Linked DNA regions of Homo sapiens: all the other regions are linked to region 3. Evidence: read pairs that join two places in POLR2A ChIA-PET (ENCODE). Cell type or tissue: GM12878. All regions are shown on one strand. Links, peaks and the distances in the headings refer to the core of each region. The heading gives the core; the rest is flanking DNA.

Region 1 (5,673 bases), core at 774-4,773, 170 kb before region 3:
GCACTCGCAGTTGGCCAGAGCTTGAGGGGTTCCTGGAGGGTGGCTGCTGCGGCGAGACGCCGAGCATGTTTTCCATCCATTCCCACCTGCCCTGCTAGCTGAGACGTGAGATTCGAGGGGTGCCGGAATATAACTGTGGGTTCTACTCCGCGAAGGTGGGTTCACTTCATCCACCGCCACTTTTCTTCCTCCCCACGCAGTGCGTGTCAGGTAGGAGTAAATGCTTATAGAGTTTCATCTCGCGCGCAAAACCCAAACAAAACTTTCACACCTCTTCAGCGAGTTCTGAGGACGCACCCGTCCTTGGCGGAGAGGACGAGGACATGAGGGGACATGTGTGTCCCGTTGTCAGCTGGGTCTATGTCGCCTGAAGGGGCGTGAAGAGCGCCCACTGGATGTTTTGGGGGAAGAGGAGGTGGGTGTTTGAGGGTTCGAGTGTGTGTACAGGGTGACAAGGGGCGCGGGTCGGCGTCCGGTTTAGCCATCTAACTCTGCGTCTTTGGCCGCAGCGGGGTGGGTCTGGCCCGGGCTCACTTTGAGAAGCAGCCGCCTTCCAATCTGCGGAAATCCAACTTCTTCCACTTCGTCCTGGCCCTCTACGACAGACAGGGCCAGCCCGTGGAGATCGAGAGGACAGCGTTTGTGGGGTTCGTGGAGAAGGAAAAAGTAAGTGGGCGCAGCGCTGTCGCCCCTCGTCCCCGGCTCGGCTCGGGAGCAGGCCCGGGAGCCTTGGGCAGCGCGCCCTTCCTTGAGTGCAAAGCATCCATAACACACTTCTATGTGGGGGTCCCCCAAGCCACTTCCCATCCCAGACGAACCCAGGGTCCTGGTCCACTGGCTCCTTCTCCAGAAAAGTTCGCACGGAGCCCCCAGAGCTAGAGAGAGGCAAGCCTGGCTCTACAATCCACAGCCATGGGCACCCGGAATGAACCCGCCCTCCACTACCAGATTACGCACCGCCTGCCTCTGGTGGCCGGGGCACGAGCCCCTAGGCCCTGGAAAGAGGATAGCCTGTGTGCGCCCGACGGAATTTTCTTTTGGGAGAGAGGGAGCAGTCAGGAACAGGGGGCGGAGGAGGGATCACAATTGGCCACAATTTCTGCTGCTACCGTGGCTGCCTGGCTCGCCAGCGGGGGTCCCGGCTTGGGGAAAGTTGCCTCGAAAGTTGGTCCACTCGCTCACGCAGACCTCTCTCCTGCATCTCTTGTGTCTTTGCGTCCTGATGCAACCCAGGAAGCCAACAGCGAAAAGACCAATAACGGAATTCACTACCGGCTTCAGCTTCTCTACAGCAATGGTGAGGCCCGGGTCGGGTCTATGGCCTCACCCTGGGGCTCCGGGTCTGGGCAGGGGGCGCAGGGAGCTCCAGGTGGACGAAATCCTCCAGCGAAGGTCAGTCATCCGCTTTATTTGAGGTGAACCAGCCTCTCCTAAATTTCGCCCCAGGAGGTTTCACCTGAGGAGGCTCCTAGTGGCCCAAGAGCCTTATCGGTCTCGCGTTTACCTGGGGCCAGGTGTAGTGCCTCATCCCTCCCTGAGCCACTTTCATTCTTCCTCCCCTTCCTGAGGCCTGTTCCTTTGGCTTGGCCCAGGCTGCAGGCCCATGGCCCCTTGGGCTTAGGGGCTGAAGGGTCATGGCCTTGAAGGCTGTGTGCGAGAGCAGAGGGACTCTTGCCGTGAGAACAGACAAGTCGGGGTACCCCCATCCCAGTCCCAGCTGCAGAACTTGGCGTCTGGCTTCCAGGAGCGCTAAGGCAAGGCCAGCAGCACCTCTCTGGACACTGGGGAAGGGAGATCGTGGCTGTATTTTCCAGGACAGTGGGAGTTCCAATCAGCCTTGGAGCCCCTTTCGTGATATGTGTGTGGGGGTTTTGTTGTTATTTTTTGTTGTTGTTAATTATTGTCCACCCACCCTCCGTAACCTCTCACTTAATTCTCCTCCCTTCCCCCATTTCCAACCCTAGGGATAAGGACGGAGCAGGATTTCTACGTGCGCCTCATTGACTCCATGACAAAACAAGTAAGTTTCTTGATTTTGGGCCACGGGGGGCTCTATGTCACAAAATTCAGGGCAGTCAAGAAGCTAGTTGCTCCACCGCAGGTGGGCTGGGACTCTAACTCTAAAAGCCAGCGGGGGCGGCTCAGACCAAACTTGCACGGCCTTCCAGTGTCCATTCATGCGCTTGCACCGCCGCGTGGGGATGAGGGCTCGACGCGCGCGCGTCCCTCCAAGGGAACTCGGGCCTTGTGAATTAAGACTGCAGGGTGCTGAGTGGCGAGAAAAAGGGCTGAATTTCCTCTGACCCGGCCAGGGAGCCCCGAAGGGCTCAAAGGTGCCCAGGGACCCTGGTGCGGAGTGGGCTGAACCTTTGAAACCCAAGCAAGCCAGGCCTCCCCGGGAAGCAGAGGGGCGAGGGGCTGAGGGGGCGGAGGAGGGGTGGCAGAGGCGGCTTCCCCAGGAATGATGAGATGGGCTGAGAGCGCAGATGACCATTCTGCAGATTTGTTTTCAAAGGGAATGATGGTGAAGGTAGTGTTGAAAGAGGGAGCGACAATTGTTAGAGGATATTTTGCAAAAACCCTCCTGCTTTTGCCTCCAAGTTTGGCAGGAAGCCAGGCAGCATGAGTGAGCTTGTGGTCTTAAAGGTACATAGACGGCATTTTCTTAAGCTCCCAACACGCGGGTGTCAAGCAGTATACATTAAGGTTGAGTTATGGTTTAAAAGATACAATTATGAGCCGAGTCAGAAAAGAGGCCTGACGTTTTAATGAGGCACAGGAGCTTTTTCCCCTTCTTCTTAATTTTAAGAAAAAGTTTAGTTTCAGAATTAAGTAGCTGGTTAGGTAGTTGGAGGAGTTAGTAGCAGAAAAAAGAAGACAGCTTTATTGGGTGGGGGAAAGAAATTAGAACAAAGAAAAAAGTTATCCATTGTGTACTAACCAGCAATTTAGCAAGAGGATTAAAATTTATTTACTTGATTGTGATTTTAGAATGTTTCCTTTAAAATAAGAGAAATGATTTTCTTTCATAGATATTGGCTGAGAAAGTTTCAAATTAGGGTATATATGCATATTTAAAAATTATTTTTAGATACACCACGGCTTAAATATGTGGTAGAAATGTCACATTAATAAGCTGTTGGGCATTTTAAAAATCTAATCTTCAAGAACCAATTTATTAACAGCTATTTTTGATGATCACTTTCATATTTCGATATGACACAAGTAGAAAGCAAGAGTATGAAATCTATTTTTTAAAATAAAAATAAAGATTGAAATATATTTCATGTTATTTGCCTAAAATATTTGGCTTTCTTAAAAATCTGTTTATTTCTCAGTTGATTGCTCAGAGTAAATCACCATTTATAATTTTTGGTCTTGGTTTTATTTTCTTTAATGGATTTAATAATTGCATAGGATAATTCACTTTCATTTGGACACTGTGTTTTTTTTTTTTTTTTTTTTTTTTTTTTTGCCTTCCAAGGCAGAAACACAAAAGCCTGATTTTTAATAACTTTTTTTCTTTTGCGATGTCAAAATAAAAATGTCTTAAGTGGAGTTTTGTTTTCAAAAATTGCCTTTGATACCCTGGATATCCTTTCCTGCCATTCTCATTACAGGAAAAAAAAAAAAAAAAAAGTTGGGAGGGAGAGGGGGAAAGTAGGAACTCTAAGACATACTCTATGTGTATTTATTAGGATTTACTTTCTAAAAGATAAAAGGCACACATACACAAATCAGTACATAAGGCCTGTCTGCTTGTGCAACATTGACCAATGAAATATTAAATTATAGGTAGCACTATGAAATGAACAATTGTAAGAAGCACAGAATTAAGACATGTTTGAAGTGATTAATCGCTCTATGAATTAAACCTCCTCAAAATTTTATTTTAAGTCTCTCTAGTCAAAAAGTGCCACTACTAATTGATTTTCCCATTATGGGATGAACTTACCTTATACTCATATAAAAATGGGGGAGAATCATCTTTTGATATTTTTAAAGCAATACATCAAATATCATTTTACTAACAAGGTCATAGAGCTTAAGAAAAACTGCAGCTTAAGGCATTCTTTGACCACTTGGTGTCATAAATTCTATCAGGAAAGAGGGAGGAAGAGAGAGAGAAAGAGAGAGAGAGGAATAAGAACAAGATTAGTTTTATTTTCGATAATAGCACTTATGAGAAAGTCATTTGCCATAATATGACATCTCAGTAAAAGTCAAAATTATAAATGCATGCAATGATATATTTTGGTGGGGAGTGGCCTGAGAAAAGGTTGAATAATTATCTAAGTCTAAAAAATATCAGGAAAAGGAATATTTCAAAGCTTACCTGTGTGCTTTCATAATAATTGTTTAACCACCTCTCTGTAGCTTTCACTTTGAAAGGCAGTTCCTACTCATTATCCAATTGCTTGTTCTTTGATTATGTGCTGCAAGAGTTTTGGAAGTAGGTTAGCTTCTTGTCTACAGGGTTAATACAATGGCCTCCAAAAAGCAGATAGATGAGCGTGAAGAAGCTTAACTTTCCCTAGGTGTGACATAAAAATAATTGATATTTAGCCTTAATGAGTAAAACAGTTAATTTTCCTCTAGCTTGAAATTATTCTATCATAATTAAATACCAAGTCTGATTTAAAATTTCTTGAATCTTTGATTTTAGTTTAATATACAGTGGCTCCTTAAATCAGATGTAAGTCTTGATATAAACTGATGGATTAAATGATTACATTTTTTTTTCCTGTGAAATTCTTCCTCATACATTATGGATTTTGATAATTATTTAGAGTACAGAATGAAACACTTCTGGTCTGATAAGTTCTGATAACATCATCAATTGTGGAAGGAATACCTAGCCACTGTTCAAGTGTCTTTTCTTAGCTGCCTGTTTATTATAACATTTTTCCTATCAGAGATGCAGCTTTATGTGAGTGATGTCATATTCTTGACTAGAAAGTGGGGTTAAAACTCAAAAGGAATTTTGGACAAGCAAAATTTAAAACTATTTTTGCATTCTACATTTCCATAAACTGTTCTTGATCTTGGGTGGGATTAGCAGCATTGAGATAGAAAAGAAATGTACTCAATCAACCAAGATGTGTTGGTATGACACAGTATTTCACACCTTTTCAAAGTGTCTCATTAGACTATTTTGGGTAATGACTCTTAATTTTTGGACTCTACCAGGAAAGATGAAGCTTCATTAGAAATGAATATATAAGAATCTGAGATCCCTTATCCCTATGCCTTCATTGTAAAGCACACAGGATATAATATTTTAAAAATTCACCCACCAACTAGAAAATAAGAGGCTTGCTTTTGGGAAGGGTTGTTCAAAACCAAGTTTAGCTGGACTAAAAATAGTTTGTTTTCGTGTCATTACTGTTTTTGGTATTCCATTAGTGAGCATGCAGAATGCCCTGTAGGACCCAGAAGTTTATGGCTGCTGCATCCAGAAACAATATCTACTGCAGAAGCTCAAATGAATCCAGTGGGGGAGGTCTGAGGTTTAGTGGGCATCCTTTCAGATTTTCATGTAGTATTTGAAATATGATTACATTCTGTGATTGCTATAGTGAGTTATATATCTTTAAATAGTTTTTTTTAAGTTTAGCTTATCTCCCCTCTTACCATCTTGCTTTAAAAGAGTGATATTTTATAATTCAAAGA
Region 2 (5,673 bases), core at 774-4,773, 100 kb after region 3:
TTATGTGAAATAGCTATGCAATTTTCTTCAGCTCCCAGCTGTTATTTATTTAACTTGAGTTTATTACCCACCACGCTTTTATATTAAAATGTTCATTCATTTCTTTCTTATGTCTCCAGGTCGTGGTGTCTACGACAGTCAATGTGGATGGCCATGTCCTGGCAGTCTCTGATAACATGTTTGTCCATAATAATTCCAAGCATGGGCGGAGGGCTCGGAGGCTTGACCCCTCGGAAGGTACGCCCTCTTATCTGGAACATGGTAGGCGAATCATTTTCATTGGTTGGCATTGCTACTTTAACTGTGAATATATTTGGTTTCTTTCTTCCACTCCACCACATGTTCTATTCTGTTTCAAATTTCAAAAGTCTTTTTGAATAAGATTGGTCCTCTAGGGTTTTTTCTCTTCAACATATGGTGGCAAATATTTAAAGACAGGAAAATATCTCTGAGGCCCACCTTTCTTGTGGGACCACTCTCTACTCTGGAAATGGCTGATATTGCCTCCTTTCAGGTTGAGAGAAAGAAGGAGGCCTGGACCATTGCTTTATTCTAAGCTCCCACTGGATTACAAAATAAGGAAAGGCCAATCCAAGGGAAAAATAAGGAAAGGCCACACAATTTGGTATCACTAAAATTGTGATATATTTGACATGTTTATAATTGACCATTGAGGTTTTATAATGAACCCATCCTCTTTACCACCCTCCTGGTGTATCTCTGTGACCACCTGTTGAACTTCATTTGGAGATCAGGTTCAATGTCGAGGTTGGAGGTGCTTTCTGAATATGAAGCCCAGACCAAATGTCCCTCCTGTGCCCTGTACCTAACTCTTACCTCTTCACCATGTGATAGAACTTGCTGTCTGTAAGTAGACTTTGGTAGGGAGAAATCCCATTTGTCTTGAGAATTATGGCTAATCAGTGGTGCCTTTGAGAGGACTGAAGGAAACCAGATAAAAATTTGAATCAAGGAAAGTGAATGCCACTCAGAAGAACCATGGGTTGGGTTAGGGGCACGCCTGAATTTTTCAGTGCTGCATGTGTGTGTGTAATATATCCACTCTTCCTCCTCTCCACTCATCCATCCATCCGTTCATCTATCTATCCATCTATCCATCTATCCATCCATCCATCCATCCATCCATCCATCCATCCATCCATCCATCCGTCCATCCGTCCATCCAAGAATGAGTGACTGAGGCTCTGCTGGATACCAGTCACCATATTAGACTTTCTTCAATTGCCTCAAACTCTCAACCCATTTCCCTCACTTCCCTTTCCAGTTTGCTAGGGTCAGCAAGATTCTTTTCAGAACACTACCACACAAATGATCACCTGATTGCCTGCTTTTTTCCATGGGCCAGGAGTTGCCCATAATTTACAAGGTAGAAAACTCCCTTCTCTGCCAGCATCCCAATTTAATAAACACGCCACTCTCATCATTTTTGCCTGGCTTTTTCCCCTGTGCTTATGGAACACACGAACTGTACTTTTTATTAATTAGCCAGATGTAATGCTCTTAGAAGGGATTCTTCACCACATCCAGTTTTACAGTCTTTTTAAAGTAAACCATCATCTTTCAAAAGCTGCTTCTTTATGGTTTCATTAGTGCTGAGATGGATGGATATTACATTTTGCAGGAGGCCATTTCAAACACCTGCTCATGATTACATTCCTAGTTCCATTTCTGTACTTAAAATTATTCTGATCCTCACTTTACAGTAATGTTGTCTTTATAATACCCTTGGAGTCACTTAAGGCATTGTGTGACTAGAGGTGTTTAGGTGAAAGGAGGAAGAAAAAATTAGGGAAATACTCAGTGGGCATGATTTGGAGAGTGCTGCTTAAGGATTGAAGTTATGTTTTTGACTGTGGGTGGTTAGTTGCAATAGGTACTGCCCAGTCTGGTGACAGACTTGACTGTCAGTTTGAAATCTGGGTTCACACTTTCAAAATATGCTCAGGCCACACCCAGCTCCTATTTCTGCTCTTGGGAAGCCAGTGAGAAAGCTCCTGACACCAGGCAAATTATCCCTCCAACAAAAACCAAAAGCAAACATAGAATATAGCCTTCTCTAAAGGATCCCTCTAGGCAATGAGGATCAGTAACGTTATTTTGCAGCATGATAAAGGACTAGGTCTTGAAATAGGTACCAGGAACCCCAAATTCAATTTAGTTTCACTCTGGCCTCTATTTGACCTTGGACAAATCGCTTTAGCTTTTGGGATCCTTGATTTCCTCCTTGTTAAAATGAAGGTGATGATCTGTAGGAGAGTTTAAAAAAAAATCTGTGCTTTGGGTGGGGGCAGGTAATGTAGATAGGGAAGTGGGCTGGGTGGAGGCTGAGAAGACAGGCAAGTACACGCTCTGGTGCCCCTCGGCCCCAGCCAGTTGTTGCTAAGGGGAATGAGAGCCCAAGTGGGGCCAGATGTTCCAGTTTGGCAACAGTGAATTTTTAATTGTTGGTAACTAATTACAAAATTTTTGGACACTGAAGGGAGGAGAGGGGGAAAAAAGCCACTTAGGAAGAATGCAGCCACAGGTCAACAGTTTGAGACCTCTGGATCAACACAGCTCTAAGCTTCCTCCCAGCTCAGATATTCCCTCTTCTAAGAGTGTTAATATTTCAGTTGGGGTGTCATATTATTCTAAGTTTTAAAGTCAGCATTTTATTCACCTGCTTCAGTTTATGAGTCCACAGATGGCCATATTACTATATTTTTCAAAAAATGGTGACATTTCACTGTGTAAGTGGTTGGCCATCCTTGGGGACATAGGTATGTCCTATTTCCTTCAGCAAGGGGCTTTGCCTTCACCGAAGCCTTATTTCACTTCTCTCCAGTGGAAAGAAAGGGTAGACATGTTCAAATTCTTAGTAATGACAATAGCATAGAAATCTGCTTCTCTGCAGAGTGAGTCAACCAACCACACAAAACCACCCACTCATTTAGACACTTCAGGCTGACACATAAATATCTACTCAGCAAAGGATGACTATTGAACTCTTTCATTGGTAATGTGTGGGAGTGGACCTAGATGCTAATTCATGTTGATGTGAGGGTAATACTTTATTTTGCTGTTGAAAAGTCCTATTTCAAAATGCTCTGTTTAAAAGACTTTGAGAATCATACACCCTCATCCCTCTGTGTCTCCGCTCCCACCCCCCACCGCCTTCAAACAGCTACCGCATGGTGAGACGGCAAAGCATGTTCTCCTCTTGTGACCTGTGGGAACCTACGTTCTCCCCCATTCTGGACTTTTTACCATCTAATTTACAGGTAGCCTGAATTATTTTGGGCTATTCTGCAAATCTCTATTTATATCCTGCTTGTCAGACTGTTGGAGGAAGTTTCCTTTTGTGGCTCACCTTTCTGTGTATAAGTAGAGACAGAGATCGTGCTTTACATTCATGCATGGGCTTTCTTATGTGACCCATGGACTCGCAAACCCCTGTGCTCTGATAAATGACCCTGTAATTCAAGTATGAGAGTTGACAAAGGCAAATTTATTTCATAGACTCTTGCATGGTCCAAAGATAGTGAATCCTGGCATGCTATAGATCGTGGAAAATGGTCTTCCCCCGTACTTTCTCTTCATTCATAAATACCAAGATTTTCTTTGGCTGGATATTTATGGGACCATTTAGCCTAGTGAGGTTTCTTCTTTAAGCAATAGCTTTATGGAAGATGTACAGTCGTGGAGACAGGCAGCCTCAAAATGTAACTGCTCTCTCAGTTCCAATTTTTGAAAAAGCATGAGCTCGGGATGAAAGGAGCTGAGTGGCTGCCACAAGGCTATGTTCAGCGCTACCCTGTGTACTTGCCTTGTCTTCCAGTCATTTGGGCAAGTTCATGAAGACTGTGTTCTGGGGAGTCATTGAGGGGCCTGAGGAGTGTTGCTATTGGCATTGTTGTTCCCCTGAGTTCCAGGTTGTGTTTACTTGAATTCAAGGCCAACTGTGGCATCAGTTTCTCTGTTTCTTCCCCCTGTGGCAAAATGCGGTGCCCTCACAACACTGTGGTGCAGAGCCCCTGTCAGCTTGCATGCGCTAACACTTTATTATCTAATGATCTAATATGCAACAAGGCAAAGTGCCCGTGCTCATCATTCTGACATAGAATGCCGGGAGAAGTGACTAAATTACTTTATGTACCATTAGCGCTTGCAGCTATGGTGAACTCACAGGCAGCATTTATGCAAATGCCTGTGAATACACTCTAGTGGCTTTGTCAGGAAACCATCTGACAAGCAGTTTAAATGCTCATTTTTTTAAAGGGGATATATGTATTTTTTTATTTTGGTGTGCATGTGTTTTTCTCCTTTCCTCTCTTCTTTTTCTTTCCCTTCTCCCCTTTTTGGGCTTTTGGAGGACTTGCCTCCTCCATGGTGACTAGAGAAATGTGAGCACGTTCTAGAGCTCACCCACCAGTAGGAGCCATTTCCAGGAGTGGGATTAAGTCCCCAGTAGGGTATTCTTTAGATCTAGTTTTTTTTTTTTTTGTTATTGTTTTGAATATGTGCATCCTTCATATTTATTTGGAAAAAAAAACAATGGAACTATTAGTCAAGAGTTTTTAGAATATAAACATGTTAGTGTTCATGAGCTCTGACCTGGGGTCCTACTTATTTTTTTAGATTGAAGATAGATTCTTTAAAACATACTCAGTTTTTAAAAATGGAAAATGATTGAAATTTAGCTTTTGTGGGCATCAGATACAAATCAATTAAATTTCCCTTCAAAGTTATAATAAAGACTGCAACATAAAACATAAATGTGCCAAGATTTCAAGATAAATAAAAACAATAGTGGAGTTTGGTCACACTCAAAGTATTTTGAAGAATAAATACTGATGATAGACTCACTGGGCCCATCTCCTGGCTGTAATTATAGCTTTGGAGAAATAGAGTCAGGTGTTCACCACCACCAGTGAATTCTGACCTTTTGGTTGCAGTGTCACATTACAACTGTCCCTGACAATATGGTGGTGTTCTTGATCTTTAGCATATGACCTTCTATAATCCTTTTGATCCAGACAGAGGCAGTTTTTGCTTCTGTCAGTTGCCCCTGGGTGTCCAGCACCATTGACTTCCTGTGACCAGCTGCATTTAAATGTGTTTTTCATTTGTTTGGTTTTTTTGTTTGTTTGTTTTCATGTTTTTACGGAAATGTGGAGAAAGATGGTTTGAGCTTGGAGAGACTACCTCAAATTGAGCCTGTCTCTTTTCCCTTCTGTATAATATGGTCCTAACAAGAGGATAGAAGGAGGATCAGGCTCTCTGGCTGAAGTGGCCCTGGGAAGGTCACTTTGCTTCTGTGGGCCTCAGTTTTGTATGTCCAGTGAGAGCCAGGTGGGGTCCTCTCTAGGCTTCCTTTTAGCATGTACTATTTTATGGTGCTCTGAACTAAAGCTATTGGCACATGACTTTCTGCAGGAGGTGACTTTGGAGAAATAGAGCTTCCTGGGAACAGAGAAATCCACTGGCATTTTCTAATAGAACCCTTCCTCTGGATCTCCAGCCAAGGGATAAGGTGTCAATAAGGTGGACTTGAAATCGCTCATTCATACTAAGCAGGCACTACATGCCAGACATTAAGCTAGGTGCAGTAGGATAATGCAGACTCAGTCCTTGTCTTCACAGAATATATGATGTGAATAGAGAGGAGAGGTA
Region 3 (5,673 bases), core at 903-4,902:
GGGAGAGAAGGATTTGCCCTCTGCATCTATGTCTATGTTGAACAAATGAAGGAGATTTTCTTTGTCCAGTGGCATCCAGGGATTTGTGTTCTGCCAGGACCTTACGATGTGGCTTTTGCAACACACTGAAAGGACCTGCATGTTACAGAGACATGAGGGAATTGCGTGGAAAACCTCCTTCCACTCTGCAGCATCTGGCATGAGGAAGGTAGTGAGCTTTCACAGCGAAAAGGCAGAAAGACTGCAGGTGAAATGGAACAACAGCCCACCACGTAATTTGCCTTCTCGGCAAATTGTTTACCCATCATGGGGCAGAGCTGATGTAGATGGGCTGCCTGAGCCCCAGGGTGAACCCAGGAGTGGAATGCTAGGGGATAAAAAGTTAGATGACTAAAAACTTTGTCTTGTCATTCTCACAAGGGACAATGTTTTGTGAATAACACATCTGAGCTGCGGAGAAGGTCTCAAGGGCTTAAAACTAGTGATTAAAACAGTACAACTCTGTGTGAATGTAGTTTCAAGTAAGACCATTAAAATGTTGCTGTACCCAAAAAAGGCTAAAAGAAAGAGGCAGTAAACAATGCCCAGGTTTGGCTTTTGAGCTCAGAGGTAATTGCTTTTGAATCTTCCTTTTGACTGGTCCATCACTAGTTCACGAAATTTGAGATTTGTTGATTCAGAATCATTGAGACTTGGATCTGAAAGGGACCTTACAGTGAAATGGGCTGGGCACTGGTTTTACACATGGGTACAATTTGAGACCCAGAAGAGGCGTGGCTTGTCCAGTTTCTTGATTTAAGCTATTTCCTCTAGAGCAGACTTAAGGAAACTAATAGTATATCCCTTTGGTATAACGTGGCTTTTTTCAAATCCCACCTCCCGCCACCCAGCACTTTCATTCTTTGCCCGATATTGCAGAAGCTCAGCAGAGCTACATGGCTTCAACAAAACTAAATTTCCTGTTTTGTAATAAAATTGATGGAGCGATCTGAGACCCACCCTCCATAATAAGGCAAAATTTCTTAAAATATTTTGAAAGTGGCAATATTTTCTCTAAGGAATAACTGAAAGATGGATTCATTTTCATCATTAAATATGGGATGAGAATGCCAGATAAGTTTTAATCTGTAATTTTAAGAGAAGGAGAGAGAGGAGGAGATGATTTTTATGGATAAAGTAAGGTTGGGGATATACTTTGAAAAGGAAGCTTTTCAGGCAGCTGTTAAAATCTTTAAAAAAATTTTACCCCCATTGGAAGGGTGTTACTTATCACCTGGACCTGGAGAATTTTAGAGCTTTAGGAATAAACTGACAGTTCTCTGATTCTGAGCAGTCTAGCTTTGCTTTGATGAAGAGGCTAACGCTCTTCCTGGGTTTTGCTGGAAAGCCCCAAGGCCTTCGGGCTCCACGGAGGGGCTTTCTGCGTTCAAATCGCCCCTCCTGCTAATAGACCACCTAATTGGCTAATTGTAGGCTCAGCCATTCATTTCGGCTGCAATTAGCCACTTACTTCTTACTTTGCAGATACAAGTGGCCACTTGAATTCTCAAAAAGTCCATTGTGAATTCAGTTATTTGTGTGTCTCATTCCACCTGGACAGAGAGTGGTTAGAAAAAAGAGTAAAATAAAATAAATGATAGTCCTTGAAATAAAATCCCTCTGAAATCTGGCTCAGGCTTTCTCAATTCTGAAGTGACAATAACCTGAACAGTTCTTTTTTCAAAAAATGCACATTAAACATAAGACACACATATATCCCAGTAACTGGAGACTTAATTTTTCTCTTAGTGTCCATAATGTAGAGCAAGACATACCCACCTGCTGTTTTTCAGCTTCTTAACTTTCCGTAAATCTACTTTTCCAACCCTTAGATCTGCTGTGTGTAATTTAATTGGCTACTGTACCTTTCTGTATAAAATGAATGTGCTAATTTCTAGAGTGATGCATTAATTCTCTTTGTTATCCACAAAATTCTGGAGAAATGGAAGATCTATTTTAAATGTCTGCCCCTTGCTGACTCTGTCTTCCAGCAAAGTGGAAGAACTATTGTTTTCCTACACCCTTTTGATGTGGTCGGTTATTGTTATGTTGGGTCAAAGGGACTTACCTGGGGGATGACAGATGCAGACACTCTGCCACCAGCTTCCTTAGAAGTGCACAATAGCAACCAAATCAAATCACTGAGAGGATACTGGGTAGAAAGTTGCTTTTGGGGAGAATTCTAGGAAAGAGAAGACTGTGACCTCTGTTACTGCACAATGTCAAGGACAGATGGGAAGAAGGTATGAATCAATATATGTCAACGGCACAGATGGTATAGCCATACAGTGTCCACATCCTGATTTTCTATCCCCTGAAACTGAAATTAATAATGCCTTCATTATAGGCAGTAGCTGCCAAGCAGCTGAGAGAACCCAGCACAACTAAGAGCACTGCTCTGAGCAAGGTGTTTGAAACAGGAGTTTTCGCTGTCTGTCTCTGTCTCTCTCTCTCTTTTAGAAGATTAGGAATGCTATGGATCGTGAGGCAAAAGGGAATCATCTTTTGATGCTGAGTTTTACAGGTTCAATAAACCAAAGATAGAGCAACTGTGGTTGCTTCGTGCTTTGCAATATGTTTGTGCCAGGGAATCTTTCCCCAGGTTCTGGCCATGTCATAAGGGAGAGGGTTAACTTTGCTGTGCCAATTATTGGGCTTGCGGTGTTGAAGATCTCAGACCAGGGTTGGAAGTGGAGTGCAAAGTAAAAATAAGCAACCACAAACCGCCAAAACAAGTATTGGTACATCTCTACAAGCTCCGGCTGGTAATGATGAATTCAGTATTCATCACATGGACTAATTAATGCACGCTAACACAGCCCAGTGCAATTTGCGAGTCACAGATTGCATTAGGTGATACAAATGACTCATTTGTGAACCTGAAGGATGACCTTTGGCAGGACTATCTGCTGACCTCAAAAATATTAAAGAAAGGTTATTTCACCTTGCCATTGTCTCCAAATGCCAAAATAGCCCAATTAAAAACCTTGACTTGGAACCATAGGAGCAGATGCGAGTCCTAAAGGGCATTAATTATTTTCAGTGTCAGCTGGTTGTATAACTGAGGCCAAATGAGAGTTTGGAAAGCTATTAAGGCAGTGTATTATATGCACTGGGTCTAAGATTTGAATTCAGAATAAGGTGTAGATTTCATCTATTTAGGCAAGCTGTATAGAATTTGTGCTGGCTGTCCTGTTAAGGATTAAGGGCTAACATAGGCGAAACGAAGCTCATCACCCTTGCTGGGTTCTTCCCTCTGTAATCATTCATCTATTTTCCTAAGTCTATTTGCAGAACCATCATTAGTTACCATATTGTGAGGTCAAACGCATAAACGTGTGCAGCATTAGCTTGCTTCCAAGTGGACTTTTCTCCCTCTCTACAAGTCTAAGCACTGCAAATGATCCTGTACTATTTCCACCCCCAAATGTGGTGACAGATGAAGATATGTACCCAAGCTAGGTTCCCATATGGCTAATTTCTACATTTGTTTTAACAACATGCAGATTTTTAGGCAAATTAAAACACAGGGACTTCCATATTCATGGCATCCTCTCCAGTGCTGTCATCCCTTCCACCAAGTGGGTTTCAGGGAGTCACGCTGGTGCCAGAGCCTGCACTAAAAGGAAAAGGGGCAAGCATATCTATGAGGTGTGATTGACTCACAAGAGTTCCTGTTAAAAAAAAATGGAGCCAAGTGCAGTGGCTCATGCCTATAATCCCAGCTACTTGGGAGGCTGAGAAGGGAGGATCATTTGAGCCCAGGAGTTGCAGGCTGCAGTGAGCTATGATTGCACCACTGCACTCCAGGCTGGGCAACAGAGCAAGACTGTGTTTCTTTAAAAAAAAAAAGAAGAAAGAAAAGTTCCCTTGGCATTGCCTGCTGCACATGCCTTTCAAGTCACTAACTTTTACTGTGGACACTGGCCACCAAGGCCTGCCATGTGTCCAGTAGGTACAAAGCAGAGGTATTGGAGGGCAGGGAACGACATATTCTTTTCAGCCTCTTTAGAGCTGAAGTTTCAGATTCTGGTTCACCTTCACATCCAGTTGAAAGGGATGGAAAAGGTAGAACAATATGATAGGAAGTCCAGGGGTTTGGGGACCAGACAAATCTGGGTTTGGATCTCAGTTTGGTTATTTAGTTGCTGTGTAAACCTGAGCATGTCCCTAACTCAGCTTCAGCATCCTCACCTCAATCATGATACCTGATAGGATTGTTAAGAAGATTACATTAAGCATATGTGTGTATACACACACACATACACACACACACACACATATGTATATAATGAGCACCTTTTTTGGAATACATCTTTCTAAATATTGATGATTTGTAATTTCTCATATATATATGTTGCAAGTTATGTACACATATACCTAAAGAGGTGCTAGGATATCATGGTTATTGTTATTTTTATTGTGGGGAATTTATAGACAGTTTTCAGAGATCTGATTTTTTTCCTCTAGATTTTTCTTTCTGTCCTTTTGTGGGGCTATGGGCAATGCATATAGCAGAAAAACACAGCTTAGAAATTAGAGTCCTGTCTTTAAAGCCCTGTTCAGTTGGAAAGTTGCTTAATCTTGATAAACTTCAGATTCCTATCTGTAAATTGGGATAATAATATGTACCGTCGTGTTTTTTGAGAGGATTAAATGAGATAATCGATGCATATGGTGCTTGGCATTTGGTAGGAGTTTGATCAATAAATGCAACTTTACTCTCCTTGCCCTCAGAATATTCCTATCCTTTGTCCCCACATATGCTGTTAATAAGCCTTTAGTTGAGAGAAGATGTGGTTCTGTTTCAGGTTTCCCAGGCTAGTTCCCTGGTGTTTATTTATTCAAAAAAATGAGCACCGTTGTTGGAATATGTCTTTGCTAGACATTGATGATTTGTAACTTCTCATTCTCAAAGTTGAAGGGAGATCTGCTTTTTCATTTGGTGTCTTTATGTTTCTCTGTTGTTTTCCAGCACATTATTTGGTGACATCCCATGTTATAGATTAAAATATTGCAGGCATCAAGATTGTTCTCACTGGCCTCTCAGATATGATTGGTGTTATCTATGAGATAACCCTCTCCGGGGATTTTCTCCTCTGGCTACTTAGACCACATGTTACCCAAGCAACATGAGTACCATGTTCCCCCTACAAGGTTGTTATTATTCCAAACTTCCATTTCAAAAAAAAAAAAAATCTTAATTTCATCCTAAGACCCTCATAAATGCCAGCAGCTGATGAAAGCAGGTTTGTTTCTTGCTCTTTGGGAGGTGGCCACCCATGTCAGCACTGGAGAGTGTCTGCACATCCTCGCAGGCCCAACAAGTGCTAAACAGATGGAGTGAGTTCAGAGCTGAATTACCAAGGAGAAAATTCTGTTCTTTCACCAAATGTGATTTTTAACAGCCATTTGCAAAGAACTCTAGGCCATGGAATATTGGAAGGGTTGGCTTCATGGATAATGAATGCCTTAGTTGAAAGCCCATTCAAACTCTGTCAGCAGCTAATTTCTATATATAAGCCCTCCCTTAACCTAAATTTCAAGAAAGCAAGCATGCATTTCTGAATGCATGGGCTGACTTTGTACCAGAACGGAGCTTCCTATTGGACAGTAACTTGCCCTAATTTTGGT

Evidence for each region. ChIA-PET counts read pairs that join two places held together with the same protein. Peaks named below come from ENCODE experiments on the same cell type or tissue, not always from the same donor. Only the 100,000 strongest peaks of a DNase experiment are listed, where the experiment ranks them.
Region 1: POLR2A ChIA-PET joins it to region 3 with 6 read pairs; 3 of 35 experiments call an interaction of 5 or more read pairs at or near these places.
Region 2: POLR2A ChIA-PET joins it to region 3 with 5 read pairs; 1 of 35 experiments calls an interaction of 5 or more read pairs at or near these places.

The regions. Positions count from the first base shown.
Region 1 is chr5:159,091,967-159,097,639 of GRCh38, reverse strand. EBF1 (EBF transcription factor 1) reads left to right here. Exons shown (of 16, transcript NM_024007.5): 2 at 510-666; 3 at 1,234-1,297; 4 at 1,965-2,020. Among named protein-coding and RNA genes, the nearest start is that of EBF1, 5.1 kb to the left of the region's middle. RefSeq lists enhancers at 1-87, 982-1,875. In GM12878, for the core only: no CTCF peak of the experiment used is centred there; a DNase peak (open chromatin) is centred at 2,675; H3K4me3 peaks cover 2,391 bases; H3K27ac peaks cover 1,766 bases.
Region 2 is chr5:158,817,764-158,823,436 of GRCh38, reverse strand. It overlaps EBF1 (EBF transcription factor 1), which reads left to right. Exons shown (of 16, transcript NM_024007.5): 8 at 120-261. Among named protein-coding and RNA genes, the nearest start is that of EBF1, 280 kb to the left of the region's middle. In GM12878, for the core only: no CTCF peak of the experiment used is centred there; DNase peaks (open chromatin) are centred at 1,970, 2,326, 2,966, 3,326 and 1 weaker place; H3K4me3 peaks cover 2,076 bases; H3K27ac peaks cover 3,251 bases.
Region 3 is chr5:158,918,801-158,924,473 of GRCh38, reverse strand. All of the region lies in intron 6 of EBF1 (EBF transcription factor 1), which reads left to right. Among named protein-coding and RNA genes, the nearest start is that of EBF1, 180 kb to the left of the region's middle. In GM12878, for the core only: no CTCF peak of the experiment used is centred there; a DNase peak (open chromatin) is centred at 2,835; H3K27ac peaks cover 1,842 bases.